Linked DNA regions of Homo sapiens: region 2 is linked to region 1. The links are chromatin loops, found by intact Hi-C in ENCODE. Cell type or tissue: prostate gland. All regions are shown on one strand.

Region 1 (8,000 bases):
CCATATTGTAGCTCAGTCTTTGCACAGGACACTGAATGCAAAAATATTCCACTATTTACTTTACATAGATTGTTAAGATAAAACAACAACAACAAAAACCTTTCCTCGAACTTGATATTTTTACGTGTTGAAAACCTAAAAAAGTATAAATTAAAATCTCTATTATAACCAAATCTACTTGTGGACAATATCATAATCAATCTACATTTGGTGCAGAAAATTTCTTTATAGCAATTTTCACTTTCCTTTGAAGATTCATACGTGGCTCAATCAGAACATTCAGGTAAAGCTCATGACAAATATTCATAAAGAATGGGTTTGCACTGAAAAACAAAGAGTTTTCAGTACTTGAAAAAAATTACCCATGAAGATACTTCATCAGTAACTGTAAAATATAAATTAATTGGGGAGCTAAGTCGAAAAGCCTTCCAAATTAAAATTTTTACCTAAATATCTATTTAGCATTATGAAACTGAATTCTGGAAAATAACATGCAATAAAAGTTTAGACTTAAATTCCTTCTAGATATTAAGATATTAGTCTTTAAATTTAGAAAATTTTAAAAATCTGTCTAAAAATGAAAATCATCTGCAAGGGCAAATAGTCATCTCCTACTCACTTTTTGTAAGTTTATTTCAAATATGTATTTATTTTTTAAATAAAACATTCAACTATTAATGTACTTATTAAGCAGGTATTGAGCAACTTTAGTTCTAGAATGTTAAGTGTAATGAGATATATATTATATAACACAAGCTACAATTTTAAGATGCTTACTATGGAAAAAATATAAGTGTCTAAAGAATTAAGGCATTGATATACATAACGGTGAAGGGGTATTCAGGGGAAAAAATTTTAAAAAATCACTAGCACATATTGTCAGTAGGTATCTAAACATGCTTAGGAAAAATATAGATCCTCTCATAGCCTAGCTCTAACATATTTCAGGAAATCCTTTTAAAATTGATAGAATAATGAAATAGAACATTAAAGTTAGTAAACAAGAAAAACACAAACATTCAGGTATTCATTCACATTTCTTTGAATATAATTTCTAAATGCATAGTGATATTCCTTTTCAATAAGTGGAATTATTTTTCATTGACTCTTCTAGGTAAATAGCCTGTAACAACTGTTTCTCTTTTTATAGATTCCTTAGACTACTCTGAGTAAATTCTGTGGGGTTAGTGGCTAAAGTTGTGCATTCATAGGTGCCTGACTCTTTTAGCTAGAGTAACTTTGCAGAATTACAGCACTTACTGCCACAATATACACAGTTAAATAATTTATACAATGTGGAAGAAAGCAAGTCTAAAACCGATTATCAGCTGGTAGGCAAATTCACTTGAATGTTGGGATCACTGTTGAATATTCAATTATATAGATAAAAAGAACATTAATAGAATTCTAAACATATATAACAACTTGCAGTTAGTTATTATTGTATATTCTAAAGGACCTTCCAGACTGCCTAAAGATGCACATTTAAATCAAATCAATCAAAATTAAAAGAGAAACATTTTACAAGATTTATGCATTAAATATCAAGTCATTGTATGTATTTTACTTTCTTTCCTTTTGTCCTAGTAGTTGTTTTTGGTAACAATTTGCAAGATACTCTAACTTATTAAAATTAAGATATATCTTATTTCTTCTGTATCAATTTCTTCCACATATAAATTCAAGAAAACTATTCTCACAGGTGGAATATAAGATTACAAAATATCTGACTGCTATGGAAAGGTTGTTTTCAGTAAAATAGAAAGGAAATGTTATTCCTTGAATTTTCTCAAGTCTGTATCTCTAAAGAGCTCAAACATAATGTGACAATGGAGAAAAATGCTCTTTGGCTTTACGGCTATGCTGAAGCTAGCCTGATGTTCTGTAAACAGAGGTGTGTTATTGATAAGTTATTGAAATATGTGTGCCAAACAGCCCAGAAAAACCACTATGCTTTCTGAAGAGAAGGTGGAAGGAAAGCTTGCTCTCAACCTAAACTTTCATTTGCTGGAGTTTGGACAGTTTCTTAACAAACAACAAATCATCACTTTCTATCCTTAGGAACTTTGTTATAAAGAAGTTTATTCAGTCTTATTTCAATAGTTTTTATTCTTGGTAATATGAAGGATGAATTAAGTTGATCACAAAAGACTTTCACTACTCTGAATTACCTGTTTCACCTTGGAAAGCCACACAAAATGAACCTCTTAAGCCTTTTGAAAATGACCTTTTTCCTCAGAAATGATTTATCTTTCCCCTCGAAAATCCGTTTTACAAAAGGGAGTATGATTAAAGGAAGCCAAGCAGCACAAACACTTGCTGAAGATCCTGCTTATCTGGAACTCACTTGACAATGTGTGTTTTTGGGGTTGGGAATGCTGCAGGTTCAAGGGATAATTCTGCCTTTCAGGCACTTCAATTTATTTCATGCCTGAGCACTGTCATTGTACGCAGACAAGATGAAACGCATCGTTGTGTAAAGAAATTGAAATGGAATCCTACTTGACCCAGCAGGATGGGGCATTATGTTTGACTCAGTAGTGATTCCTGGGATAATATCTAATTCCAGGAGGAAAATTTCTTGATATGGCCACCTGCTGTGAACGGCTTTGTCCAGGGATCACAAGTTGTTCTGGGTGACTAGGCTCAGGACATGCCTAGAAGAATGCAGCTCGTCTCCTGCTGGCATTTAGATCTCTTCATTTTCTCGATGCTTTCTATTCAACAGGAACAACTGAATGGAACAGGGGGGTTGGGAGAATATGAAGCACTCCATACTCTAGCAGCAATGAGAGTCAAGGCCCGCTTGACCCGAGATTCTTATTTATTTAATTTTTTAGAGAGCCATCATTATTTCTTCACAGGGCACTTTTTAATTTTTACACTTCTCGGGCCAGCCCCCTTGCATGTCTTTCTCTGTTCAGTGTGTGTGAAGTATTTACTTTGAAAAGGCTGCACACCAATAGATTAAATAAAATAGGAACATTCTGTCTCACAAGAGAGAATCGTGCAGACAGCTTTATTACTTCTATCAGAGAACAAAGATATTTCCCAGCATGCAGAGGATTATTAGGCCAGAAGCAAATAAATGGGATGTGTGATGTCAAAGCTTCAAATGCGATCAAGAAAAATTGTCTAATTGATTTTGCTGCAATTATCGTTTTTGGAAAGCAATTCCTCATTTTTTTAACTTTTTCTTATCTTTTAGAATTTTTAAAGATTTATCTCGATATATGCATAGAGGGAATATGTAATCCATTATCCTAATATCTCCCTCACAAAACCTAGAGAATATAGTTTTAAACTAGCCTCACTCAGAATAAAACATTCTTAGGTTAACATGATAATTATCAACACATCCCTCCCTCCTCCATTCCCCTACCCTCAGTCTTTTTTTTTTTTTTTTTAAGAATGCTGACACCATGACACATTCATTATCTAAACTTCAACATTCCTTACCTTGGTCAGCTAAAAGTGAATTAAATGAATAATGGAAAACTTTCTTCTTAAATCTTGTTAGGCTTTCATCTTTCCTCTTATTTTCTTAATTTCTCTCTGGATATTGAAGTTAGGAGAAGTTGCTCAGGAAAATTTATTTCCTTTTTCTGTTTTATTTTTGTGTGATAGCTCTGAGAACAAAAATAAACAATTACTTTTTTTTTTGTCTCCCATGTAAAAGAAACAAGCTCTCAAGCCTCAATTCTCACTCTAATAAAAATGAATGCTTCTAAAAAATGCACGTATGATATTAAATATGTGCATATGTACATTCCCAGTATATAAAAATACTTAAAACACATTCACACATGGCCAGCTACATATGGCATAATGCATGAACATATATATGTGTAAATACACACACACATATACATACAAGACACACACATATACACACATTATATAATAAAATATAACTATCTCTATATATTGTAATCTCTTTGTGTACAAGTATATTTACACATTAATGCAAATGATTACATTGTTCTGAATTTTGTTTAATTGTGAATAACTTACAAAGATATGAAATCTATTTAGAAATATATTTTACATTTTAAGCCAGTAAAATTCCAAAGGTATTTGGCAAGTATGTGGGAGTAGTTTTTCTATTGTCTTATTAGATATTCCTGAATTTGAGTCATTTGAATTACACAAGAATATATTTCTATAAATTCAGTTAGAAAATCTGAAGTAATTGAAAACTGTTAGCTTTCATTCTTTAATAACTATTTCAAGCTAAGAAATGTCTGCTATGGATGAAATATAGCAATTAGCCAAAGATTTTATAAATAAACAAAAAACCAACAGAAGTATACTATTTTTAAAGGCAAAGTGGCAAATGTATAAATTATTTCTTTTATTAGAAAAATTACATATGCACAGCTTTGGAATAATAAATATTTCATTAAAAGTATTATGTAAAATTTTCAAATGGTTTCTTGCTTTTTCCCTTCCCTTCTTTTCCTTGCTAATCAATTCATTCTAAAAGTCATTATGCAGGATTGTGCAAAGTAAGGCTCAGCACAGGAAATGTTCAACTACTGTGGTGGCCAAGTGCAAGGTATTCAACACAAGCAAGCATGTTGACCAAGGTATCTGCCAAGAAGGGTGATCTGGCTCAGAGTATTAGAACCCAAGTGGTATAAGGAAGGTTTGTCCGCTGAGGCAGCTGAGTATACTGTGTTGGAGCTCAGACAATGTAAGAAAGGGATTTATGTGGGGCTTGGCCAACTATAAAGTATAAGTACCCAAGTAGGGTAAAAGGGCATCCCCAGGGGGAAGATGTAGTGTAGCATGGAGTATCAGGACACAAGAGAGAAGAGGACTCCTGAGTGAGAGAAATCAGATATGGGGTTTTAGAGTCAGTGCAGGTAAAAAGAGTGCTTGTAGGAAGAGTAGTTTAGCTCAAGATCTTGGAGTCTGAGTGGATAAGGAAAATATCCATGTGGTTTATGTGGGGGATGTGGTCTGGCAGGGATGTGTAAGTTCAAGCAATGTAAAGGGATTGTTGGCATAGAAAAGTAAAAGCAATGGCAATGGAAAATTGGTTATATAAAGGAATATTTGTTTAAATAAGTAAATATATTGACAATAAGTATAGTTACGGTGAAAAGGCTTCTATTTAACGGCTCTGGTACAATCTGAGCATTAAAATAAATAATGATAGTAACAAATGATAAGCCATTGAATAAAATAGAAATTCATAAATTAATGGAGAAATTGAAATTTTGATTAGGAACAGGATATATTCGTAGTACCAAAGAACTCATTCACAAAATTATTAATTTAAAAAGAAACAAAAATATGTAGAAGTCTAAGAAACACTATATTGATCAAGAGATCACAATTAACACCACCACAAAGTGTGGAGTTAAGATCTCTGAAAATCTATTTCTCCATAAAAACACTGAGAACATAGGAGGTATTGTTAAAATCAACTTTTTCAGAACCGTGGAAATTAACTAAAGACTTCTAACAACTCAATAAGTGGTTATTCAAGAAAAATTGCTGAATCTCAGGAAAAACATTGAGCATTGTGGCAGATTACTTTATTCTATTTTCATCCTGTCTTCATAGGTCACTAGGAGTATAGAAAATAAGCAGCCTCATATCCATGGTCACAGTGAAAACTAGGAGGATAGCAGCCAATGGAGAGGGAAGAATGGGTTTGGAAATCCCCACAAAGCTCCATCTTCAGAGAACTGTCATTATTTGACCTGCCTGGAAGCTCCCTGGAAAAGCCCCATTCAAAGGGTTGTCTTTATCTGACCTGATTCAGAGCTCACTCAGTGTGAAGGCTCTATCCCCTGGTGTTTCTCTAAAAAATAAGTGGCAATTATTTAACACATAGTTACCTGAGTTGGCAAAATCAGCTGGAGACACCAAGAGTCTGTCCAGTGAATTTAAAAAGGAAAGGAGAAGTCCATAAAGGGCTTTGAAAAGATCTGAAAGGTCTAAAGGAATCTAGAAGGCTATGCATATGTTCAGGACAGTGCTCATGACTAGGAAAGGCCTGAGTACATCTTAATCGCTCATGTTTGGCTGACATTAAGACTCTGCAAAGTCAGGAAGTGAAGACCAAGATTGAATTGTAAATTTCCAGAGCATTGCAAAATTACTTCAACAGAGATAGTCGCTCAGCAAAAAATGGAAGTTGTTTATTCTAGGCATTTTTATAAGTCTCTGTTTAATCATTCACTGGACAGTGCAGAAACTTTCAGTGGCTACGTAAGAAAAAAAAAACACACACAGACTCCACAGAATTAGTTTGGAAAGTCTATGAATAATCAGCAACAGCAACAACAATAACAAACAACAACAATAAACCATGGAAAAGGGTAAGGATCTGAATCCCAGAGTTATGACATTATATAATTTTAAGTGTCTAGTATTCAACAAAATATGATAAGATACACAAATACACAGGAAAGTGTGGTCTATACATGCTTTACATATATTAAAATCTGTCCCTGTGAATAATATCCAGAATCTACACAAAAACTCAAACAAATCTGTAAGAAAAAAAACAACCCCATCAAAAACTAGGTAAATTACATAAATAAACACTTCTCAAAAGAAGAGAGACAAACATATGAAAAAAATACTCAGCACTAATCACTGGGGAAAAGCAAATTAAAACCACAATGAGATACCATTTGACCCCAGCCAGAATAGCTATTACTAAAAAGCCAAAAAAAAAAAAAAAATAAGTGTTGTCATGAATATGATGAAAAGGGAATACTTATACACTGTTGGTGGGAATATAAATTAGCACAGCCTCTATAGAAACTAGTATGGAGATTTCTCAAATAACCAAAAATAGATCTACAATTCAATCCATAAGCCCACTGCTGGGTATCCACCCAAAGGAAAATAAGTTGTTATATTAAAAAAGGACATCTGAATGCATATATTTATCACAGCATAATTCACAATTGCAAAGATATGGAACCAACCTAAATGCCCATCAAAAGATGTGTGGATAAAGAAAATGTGGTCTATAGGAAATCCATGGAATATTTCTCAGACATAGATGGAACCAAAGAATGTCTTGTACAGCAATGTCGATGGAGCTGGGGGCCATTCTAAGTGAAGTAACTCAGGAATGGAAAACCAAACACCCTATGTTCTCACTTATAAGCTAAGCTATGAGTAAGCAAAGGCATACAGAGTAGTATAATGGACACTGGAGACTCAGAAGTGGGGAGGCTGAGAGGGAGGTGAGGAATAAAAAACTACATATTGGGTACAGTGTACACTACTTGGGAGATGGGCTGACTAAAATCTCAGACTTCAACACTATACAATTCATCTATATAACCAAAAACCACTTGTGTTCCCAAAGCTATTGAAATTATATATATATATGATATATATATGTGTGTGTATATGTATATATAAGTGTATATATATGAAATTATATGTACGTATCTGTGTATGTGTGTGTGTGTGTGCGTGTGTGTGTATTTATATATGTATATATGAAAACAAACCTGCCCCTATGGATGTCTAGATACTGGACATACTAGACAAAGAGTTCAAATCAGCTAATATATATATGATATACGTGTGTGTGTGTATGTATACATGCAACAAACTAAACTTATGTATACATTCAAAGAAATAAAAACAACCATGTCTAAAGAAGTAAAGTAGAAAACAATGTTTCATCAAATAAAGATATCAAAATTATAAGAAAATTAAATAGAAATTATGGATTTTGTAAAGCATCACAGCCAAAATGAAAATTTACTAGAGGGTCTCATATGTGTGAGTGCAGAAAAAAGAGTCAACAAATGAAGAAGATAGGTCGATTGAGATGTTCTAATCTGAAAAAAAAGAGGAAAACATATGGAGAAAAAAATCAACAGAGTTCCAGAGACCTGTGAGACAGGAACAAGCACATTAATATAGCACACAGAGAAACTAGAAGTAGAGTAGAGAGTGAAAGGGACAGAAAGAACGTATAAAGAAACTAGGGCCAGAAACTTTCCAAATTCAGT
Region 2 (8,000 bases), 270 kb after region 1:
GGTGAAACTTCATATTTCATTCTAGGTAATGTGCCCACAAAGTCTCATATTATTCTAATTGGAGAATAGCCAAAGAAGAAATATAATCCCAAATATTTTGATTTGACTTTACTACCCTGCTTTTCCTTACACAGAGGACACACATGTGTGTCCTCATACTGCATGAATACAGAGCTGTTTTAACATTTCTTGATGCTAGCTATAGCTTTCTTACTCGTAGACAGGACCTTCACCATAGTGGAAGTATGCTAATATAAACATGGTCAGTGACTGTAGTCATTACAAATAAGTTCTTTTCAACTAATTGACTAAAATAATCATATTAATAAATACATGATACTCGTACGCACAAGTCACCTTTTCTCCCACACTGATGGCTTTGATTACTTTGACAGACTAAGATGCACTAATGATACAAATTAGAAGCAAAAAGAATTAAAAAGGTGTTTAACTCTGATGCCAGGCTGTCAATTTCCTATAGTGCTACCAACTTACAGATAGATGATTAAAATTGTTTCATTTAGGAATTTTGAATATTTTAAAAATTGAATGGGTTTCTGGGGGAGGAAAAAAGAAAGAAAAATCCTTGCTTAGCTAATTAGACATCCTATTTGATTTAACAATAGAGCAGGATTATTCTTTGAGTGTTGAGATCTTCCTTCATTACTACAAGAGCCTACATTTTGCTATCTTTGCTCATTGTGCTTGTCTCATTCCTTATGTTTAATATTATTGCTACTTTTTATTTAGTTACGAGTTTATAAAGAACAATGATTTTAATTTGTTTGTAAAGCAACTATTTCCAAAACATGATGCTAGATACCATGGGTAAGGCCCAAATACATGAAATATGATTTATCTCTCTGAGGGTAAAGAATCTAGCAAAAAAAAAAAAAATGAAACATGCACACAAATGACCATGTATATTGTAGAATCTTGAGAATGACAAAATAGCACACACAAGGTACTTTGGCTGCATGGAGGAATTTAGTCAGACAGCGGAATTTCAAGCCTTAATTTAGTTACTCTATATCCACCTTGAGAAAGTTACTTAATTCATTTGGGTGTCCATTATATTATCTGTAGGTTGGGGTAAATAATAGTTCTCTCTCAGATATAAATGAATATTAATTGAGTTCCTAAATGTGAACTATTTAGAACACAGACTGGTGCACACTAAGTGCTTTTATGATACCCAATAGTTCACCCCAAAGATCAAGTATATATTTCTGTGGATTTATAAAGTTCCTTCTCTACTGCATCCACTATACTATAGCTTATTCATCATTATCTTCCCACTAATTCAATAAGGTGAATATTTATTAAATAAATGAACTTATAAAGGGATGGATGAATGTTTGATCATCAGTTGGTTATTTAGTTGTTTAGAAGCTCTAGCAAGATCTGCATCGCTATCTCTATGGGATGGTCACCTTTGTCTAAAGATGCAGTATGAGAAAGCATGCAATAGGGAAAGCCGCCCTCTATCCAAACCGTCAAATAAGCAGAATCAGTTCTGGGGGAAGGTGGCGTGACACATCATCTTATATTCTAATTTGTTGTAATAAATGTTAAAAAATAAAAACTCTGAAAAAAGCAATAAATAATTATCATCTTCAATTCTAAAAACAGAGTTTGCTTAAATAAGTGAGTGTTCTTCGGTGGCTATGGCTGGTGGAGGATGAGGATGGAGTAATGAAAAGAGTCCCACACAGTAGGTCAGAGTCTTGACATGCAGACGCACTCTTGTTGTTGGTTCTGTGATCCTAGCAAGTCAGCTCCTGTACTTCCTTGTCAATTAGGAATATTTTTAATATTCACTTGGTTTCTTGCGAGAAAAACATTGAACCACCTGAGTGTACAAAGAAGTCACGAAAGTACTGGCTTTCATATATTCCCAGTCTAGTGAAAGAATATGCACTTGAAGAAGCAATGTTTGTTAGAACAAAAATACTCCCAAGGACCAGATTTGACATATAAAGACCTACTTGAGTTGAAATTTGGGGTCTGTCACTTACTAGATAAATGACTTTGAATAAATGACTTAATGCTCTGAAATTTAAATTTTCTCCCTTGTTAAATAAAATTACTTGCCCTAACTATGTCAGAGGTAGATATTTAAAAAGCATTCCCAAGTACTCTGTAAGTGTATGAACATTAATTAACCGTATTATAAGTTTTTAAGTGTGGAAGATGCTGTCACTATAGGAATATATAACGGTTAAAAACTTTTAGAAAAAATTTTTAGAAAAATAAGACTCATTCACATGAAACAACTAATACTATCAGATTCTATATAAGTGGTCACAAATGTAAGGTACAAGTATTAACATTTTGGTGGTTGAAAAGTGTTTAAGAACAATTTCTAAGATAGAGATGAATGTAAGCTCAGTCTTACAAAGGAATACAATTTTATTAAATCTTCAAAATCAAAATGTATTTCAGAGAATTCCTAAGTTCTAAATTTCCAGAAACTGAAAAATTAAGTAATTTGTTTCAGTTCCCTGGGTTTGCTATATCAGATTCAAGAATATTCTGTTTGAATACCAAAGGCATCCTGTAAATTCTTTGGCAAACCTCTCATTAGATTGAATTTTACATGACTTTTGATGAGGGAAGTCCCTGGAAAGTAACTGATTTAGGACAAATCAGCCCAAATAGTCTTCTTGGCCATACTTACCAATTAATACATATTATTGATGTTATTAAGGACCATCTTACAGTTGAAAAATAGATCAAACAACAGCCTCCTCAGGATATAATTGGAACACTTTGATCTCATGGAGATGATGCTAATAAGAATGATAATGAAGTGGAAAAGACAGTTAGTAACAATAAGAATTATAGTATTTAATATTCAGTGAGTTCTTATGCTGGGCATATTGCATGATAACTGACATATATTACCTTTTTTAATCTTCACAGTATTCACAATAAGAGAGTGAGATGTGCACTATACATTTCCATAATTTTATAAAAGAAAACAGAGGTACAGAAAACCACACTTTAGTTAGGTAGTTAATAAAATGTGGTGCCAGACTCCAAATTTGGAATTTTCTTCCAAGAATTGTAGCGGACATTGTTGTTATATATATTTTTTTTATGATAAATTTTATCTCTCCCCTTTTGTGTAGCAACCAGTTCCAGAATTGGCCTAAGGTAATCAATAATGTCATTTTCTAGCCCAAAAGATATAATCCTTTATTCAACAATTTTTAAATATTAATTAAGCATTTACTATAAGTCAGACACTATTTTAGATACTACAGAGAGGTTAGTGAATTGAGCAGTAAAGATTCCCTGCTTTTTCTGCCTTTAGGGATTTCACAAAAATGAAGAGATTGACCTATAAATAATAAACATATTAAAGATCACAAAATAAGAGATTGACCTATAAACCAAAAAATGTGAGCATAATAATAATGTAATGGTTATGATCATGAACTATCAAATTAGAAGTTATAAATTCAAATTACTTTTCATCACTTTCTAACAATGATCTTGGAAAAGTCACTTAACCTCTCTGAAACCCAGTTTTCTCATCTGCTAAATAGGGATAATAGTATCTAATTCTAGAAAAGGTCTTTGTGTGATATGAATAATATATATAAAGAGCTTAGCATAGGGCTTTAAATAAGTGCTCAGTGGGGTATCTATTTTTAAATATATCTCAAATGTAAGTACAAAAATTGACGTAGGGGGCATTACTCCAATTTGCCCCTTCCAGTTCATCACACTCTTTTTGCCCATAATTTAAATATATCTTAAAAACAAAATTTGCTCCTAGAAGCCTTTTAAGATTAATTCAGCTCACACAAAGATTTCTTCACCAACATAATCAAGTACTAATTCTTTTTTTTGTTGTTTTTTGTTTTTTGTTTTTTTGAGACGGAGTCTCGCTCTGTCGCCCAGGCTGGAGTGCAGTGGCGCGATCTCGGCTCACTGCAAGCTCCGCCTCCCGGGTTTTCTCCTGCCTCAGCCACCCGAGTAGCTGGTACTACAGGCGCCCGCCACCACGCCCGGCTAATTTTTTATGTTTTTAGTAGAGACGGGGTTTCACCGTGTTAGCCAGGATGGTCTCAATCTCCCCTTGAGATCCACCCGCCTCGGCCTCCCAAAGTGCTGGGATTACAGGCATGAGCCACCACGCCCGGCCTCAAGTACTAATTCTTAACTCACGGGTCTTAAAATTTTCTTAAATTGATTTTGATTTGTATTTGGAATTTGGTCATTGTCAACCTCCCTTTTATATTGGTTCAAGAAAGAATATCTGACCCAAATAGGACATTTACATTTTTTAATGGATTCTGAGAAAGAAGACATCTTGTGAGTAATTCTTGACAGTGGGGTGGTTGAATGTAAAGTCTAAATCTATACTGTCATTTTACCACTACGAGAGAAGTCAGTCTGACGATAAGCTGACCCTGCACAAGGCCTGCAGAGTGATGACTCCGTGAGCAGTTAAGGCAAGTCAATCTTGATTTCCACCCTATCCCTGGATCTTCCAGTTATAAAAGCCGAAAGCAATCAGCCAAATGCAGAAAAACAAAACCCACTTTTTTTGTCATGTATCGTTTAAGTCAGTCTGAGTTGCTTTCCTTTTAAGTGAAACACAGAGCCCTAACAGATTAAAAAAAAAAAAAAAAAAAAAAACTGGCTCCATTGTTGTGGGATAGAAAAAAATCAAAGGGTGAATATATTTTTCATGCCTTTTATTCAGCCAGGTGGCACAAATTAAAGGACCAAGTTAATGCCAATATGTATGCTCAAATCTGTATATTGAGCCAATCTCAGACTTATGACATTAACACTGTACAAGCCTGTATTACTTCATGAAATGAGAATGCTGAGTCTTTGATTACAGGGCCACTTTAGCCTTTAAACACTGCTTACCAATATTTATGCAATCAAATGCTGAAATTTAAAGTCTCAATCTTGGGGTCTTTTCCCCTTTGCATGTGAAAATTGCGGTGGGGAAATAGTAAAATGGCTCACTACCAAAGACATCGTTTTATGTTTGAAACCATTTCAGAAAGTTTTAGCCTAACTTATAACTTTTTAAAAAATTGTTGGCATGTGATTTTTTTGTTGCCTCTTACTTGAACAGGAATATATTAATAATGTTACAGAACTGACATCATCTTCTTATCTCCAAGTAACCTGTGGTGTTTGTATGTATGTTTGTTTTTGCTGCAGTTTCCTAAATACACCGAAATGGAATTCTGATGTGGGTTGACTCACATAATTGCAAAGGTTCTTGTGTGATTTTTTTTCAGTTAAACATGTCAGGGAAGAAATATAAAACAAATAATAAAATGGATGCAAACACTCATCAATCAAGAGCTGCCTGCCACTTCAGTGCTACTAGAAGGGCCCTCAGAGTGACAGCACAAATGCATGTTGGCAGGCCAATCAAAGCTTTAGAAATAAAACAAAATGTTTCATACCGACCCCTCAACTCTCTAAGGCCGTGACAGCCCAGTTGCAATTTCATTTTTTACATTAGTTTTGAATTTCTTTATTAAATCATTTTCATTCCGATCCTTTGGCTTTCACATACATGCCAATACCATTGATGGCAATAAAAAGTAAAATATTTATAATCTTTGGAGAATGGTGTTCTTTAAATATATTTGTGACTTGTATTAAAGCACAATGATAATATTGGCATTTTTAAAATTTTCACAGACAGTAAGTTATGTAATCGCAACATAAAATAGGACTTTAAAAAACAAAGAAAGGGGCAAGAATGAAAAAAGCAATTATTTTTCTCATTTCATCACTATTCTAATGCCAATAATCCATAGTTCCTTTTTAAAATTGTATAAATATAAGGAGATATAACTCAATAGAACTGCTAAGATTAACAACTGCACTTAATGTTGTTCTTAATGTACCTTAGTCTTGGTTTGTGAAGCCCAAATATTCATGCCAAATTTATTTACAGTGGAGTTACTTCCCTTTATTGGTTCAATCATAGATTGCCATCCTAATAACAAAGCTTCCAGCATGATTTGTAAAGTTTTAGATCCACCATTGGTCTAGTTTGGGACATATGAAGCATGGCAGTGAAAAGAAGGGATCTTGTTAATGCATAAGGATGAATGGAAATTTCCATTTCGTTTTTCATTTCAAGCTAGGAAAGCAGATGTATTCTAAGAGACAGCACAACTGAACTAAATTCTTCTTTGCACCCAGCATTCTCTCTTGAGGCAATATACTTTTCCTTTTTTCCTAAATAATTCACAAATTGCTTCCGCACAGAGGCCAAACCAGGTCAGAACAAAATTCAATTACCTCCTATCACCATATTCTCCTCTTACAAGGGAATGCTGTGGGTATAAGGTTTGCTATCTTAATCATATGTAAAGGTTAAATGCCAAACATAATTATAAAATTTGGGGGTCAGGATGATAGCATCTGATATCCTGTATGTTTTATTTTATTTAAAAAGGTATGCTCAGTCTTACCTCTTATTTATCTATCGTAATAATTCTTCATTAAATCCTTCCAAAACTGCTCTTTTCCAGGGTTTTTCTAATTATCTTTACCTACACGCAGACCACAAACCATGCTTTGTGTCACATTGGGGCTCATCAATATGTCATATCATGTTCTGTCACTTTACAGAACACAGTATGATAGATGAGATTTCAGAACGAGGCACTACATTATCTCTTGGCACAATAAAACATGAAAAGAAATAGATTCCTCATCCGAATTTTTCCATGTATTTGCACTTACACACACCATATGGGTTTTTCCATAAGATTTTGAAAGTTCATTAGAGTTAAATAATTTTAAATATATACTATTCTAGACATTTACTTTTTCCTTTCCTCTTTATAATGAAGATTTGTGATTCTAATTAAGATCTGTTCTCAGTGATGAAAAATAAAAGACGGATACTAAATTCTTGAGATAGTAAGTTTACTATTCATTTACTTCCTGTAATGTTTACATCAGTCCAGTGAGTTAGGTATGATAAAATGTATCATTCTTGCTTCAAGATAAAAATACAGAGGCACTGAGAGATTAAATCATGTAACTTAAAGTCAGACACTGTCTAAGCAAGGTCTAAAGAGGCTTTTCTACTTCTCCAACTGACCAGATGTACATGTTCAAGGCAAGATTATTCTGCACATATGTTGAGAATTTACTATGCTACATATTAATCTGTGTTATTGTCATATTGTATAAACACTTGTGTGGTGGGAGAACTTTGTTCCCAATGGCCTTTGACCCCTGTGTTATACCTATTAACATGTTAAGTGACATGGCAAATGGAACTTTGCAGATGTTGTTAAGATGAAAGTTCTGTTGACCACAAGGTAGTAAGATTATTCTGGATTATTCAGTGGGCCCTATATGATCACATGAGTTTTAAAAGCTAAAGCCCAGCACACATGAGGACTCCTACCAGTTGTTATAAACCAAAGATTAACAATTATATTGAGCAACAACAAAAAAGCCAATTCAAAAATTACATAAGCCTAGAAAAAGAAGAATAGGGATGAGTTTGACAAAAAAGAAAGTTGAGAAGCCCTTCCTTCAACACTTTCCTCCACACTGCCCCTTACTTTCAGTCTTGACAGTCTTGATGTGACACAGAATTTCTTGACATCAGCATTGAATGGAACCATTAAAGAGTGAGGACTTTCTAGGTAAATAGTCTGCAGCATCCTGGAAGATTGTCTCCAGCCAGCCTTTAGAAGTTAGCCTGGAGTGTGATATTCCCCTTGTGGTGGGGTGGGGGGAGGGGGGAGGGATAGCATTGGGAGATATACCTAATGCTAGATGACGAGTTAGTGGGTGCAGTGCACCAGCATGGCACATGTATACATATGTATCTAACCTGCACAATGTGCACATGTACCCTAAAACTTAAAGTATAATAATAATAAAAAAAAGTTAGCCTGGGACTAAACTATGTACAAGATAGAAATATAGTATCAGAAGCAGTAGAATATTATCAAATCTCACACCTGTAAGCAGACCAA

The links. A loop is a pair of places that touch in the nucleus more often than their neighbours do. Peaks named below come from ENCODE experiments on the same cell type or tissue, not always from the same donor. Only the 100,000 strongest peaks of a DNase experiment are listed, where the experiment ranks them.
Region 2: a loop joins it to region 1, with 2.5 times the contacts of the local background. A loop is called at or near these places in 4 of 110 quality-filtered maps.

The regions. Positions count from the first base shown.
Region 1 is chr6:94,040,272-94,048,271 of GRCh38, reverse strand. No RefSeq gene overlaps it. Among named protein-coding and RNA genes, the nearest start is that of TSG1, 340 kb to the right of the region's middle. In prostate gland, no CTCF peak of the experiment used is centred here; no DNase peak of the experiment used is centred here; H3K27ac peaks cover 1,578 bases.
Region 2 is chr6:93,770,020-93,778,019 of GRCh38, reverse strand. It overlaps TSG1 (tumor suppressor TSG1), which reads right to left. Exons shown (of 10, transcript NR_015362.2): 9 at 2,681-2,792; 10 at 1,400-1,852. Among named protein-coding and RNA genes, the nearest start is that of TSG1, 67 kb to the right of the region's middle. In prostate gland, no CTCF peak of the experiment used is centred here; no DNase peak of the experiment used is centred here.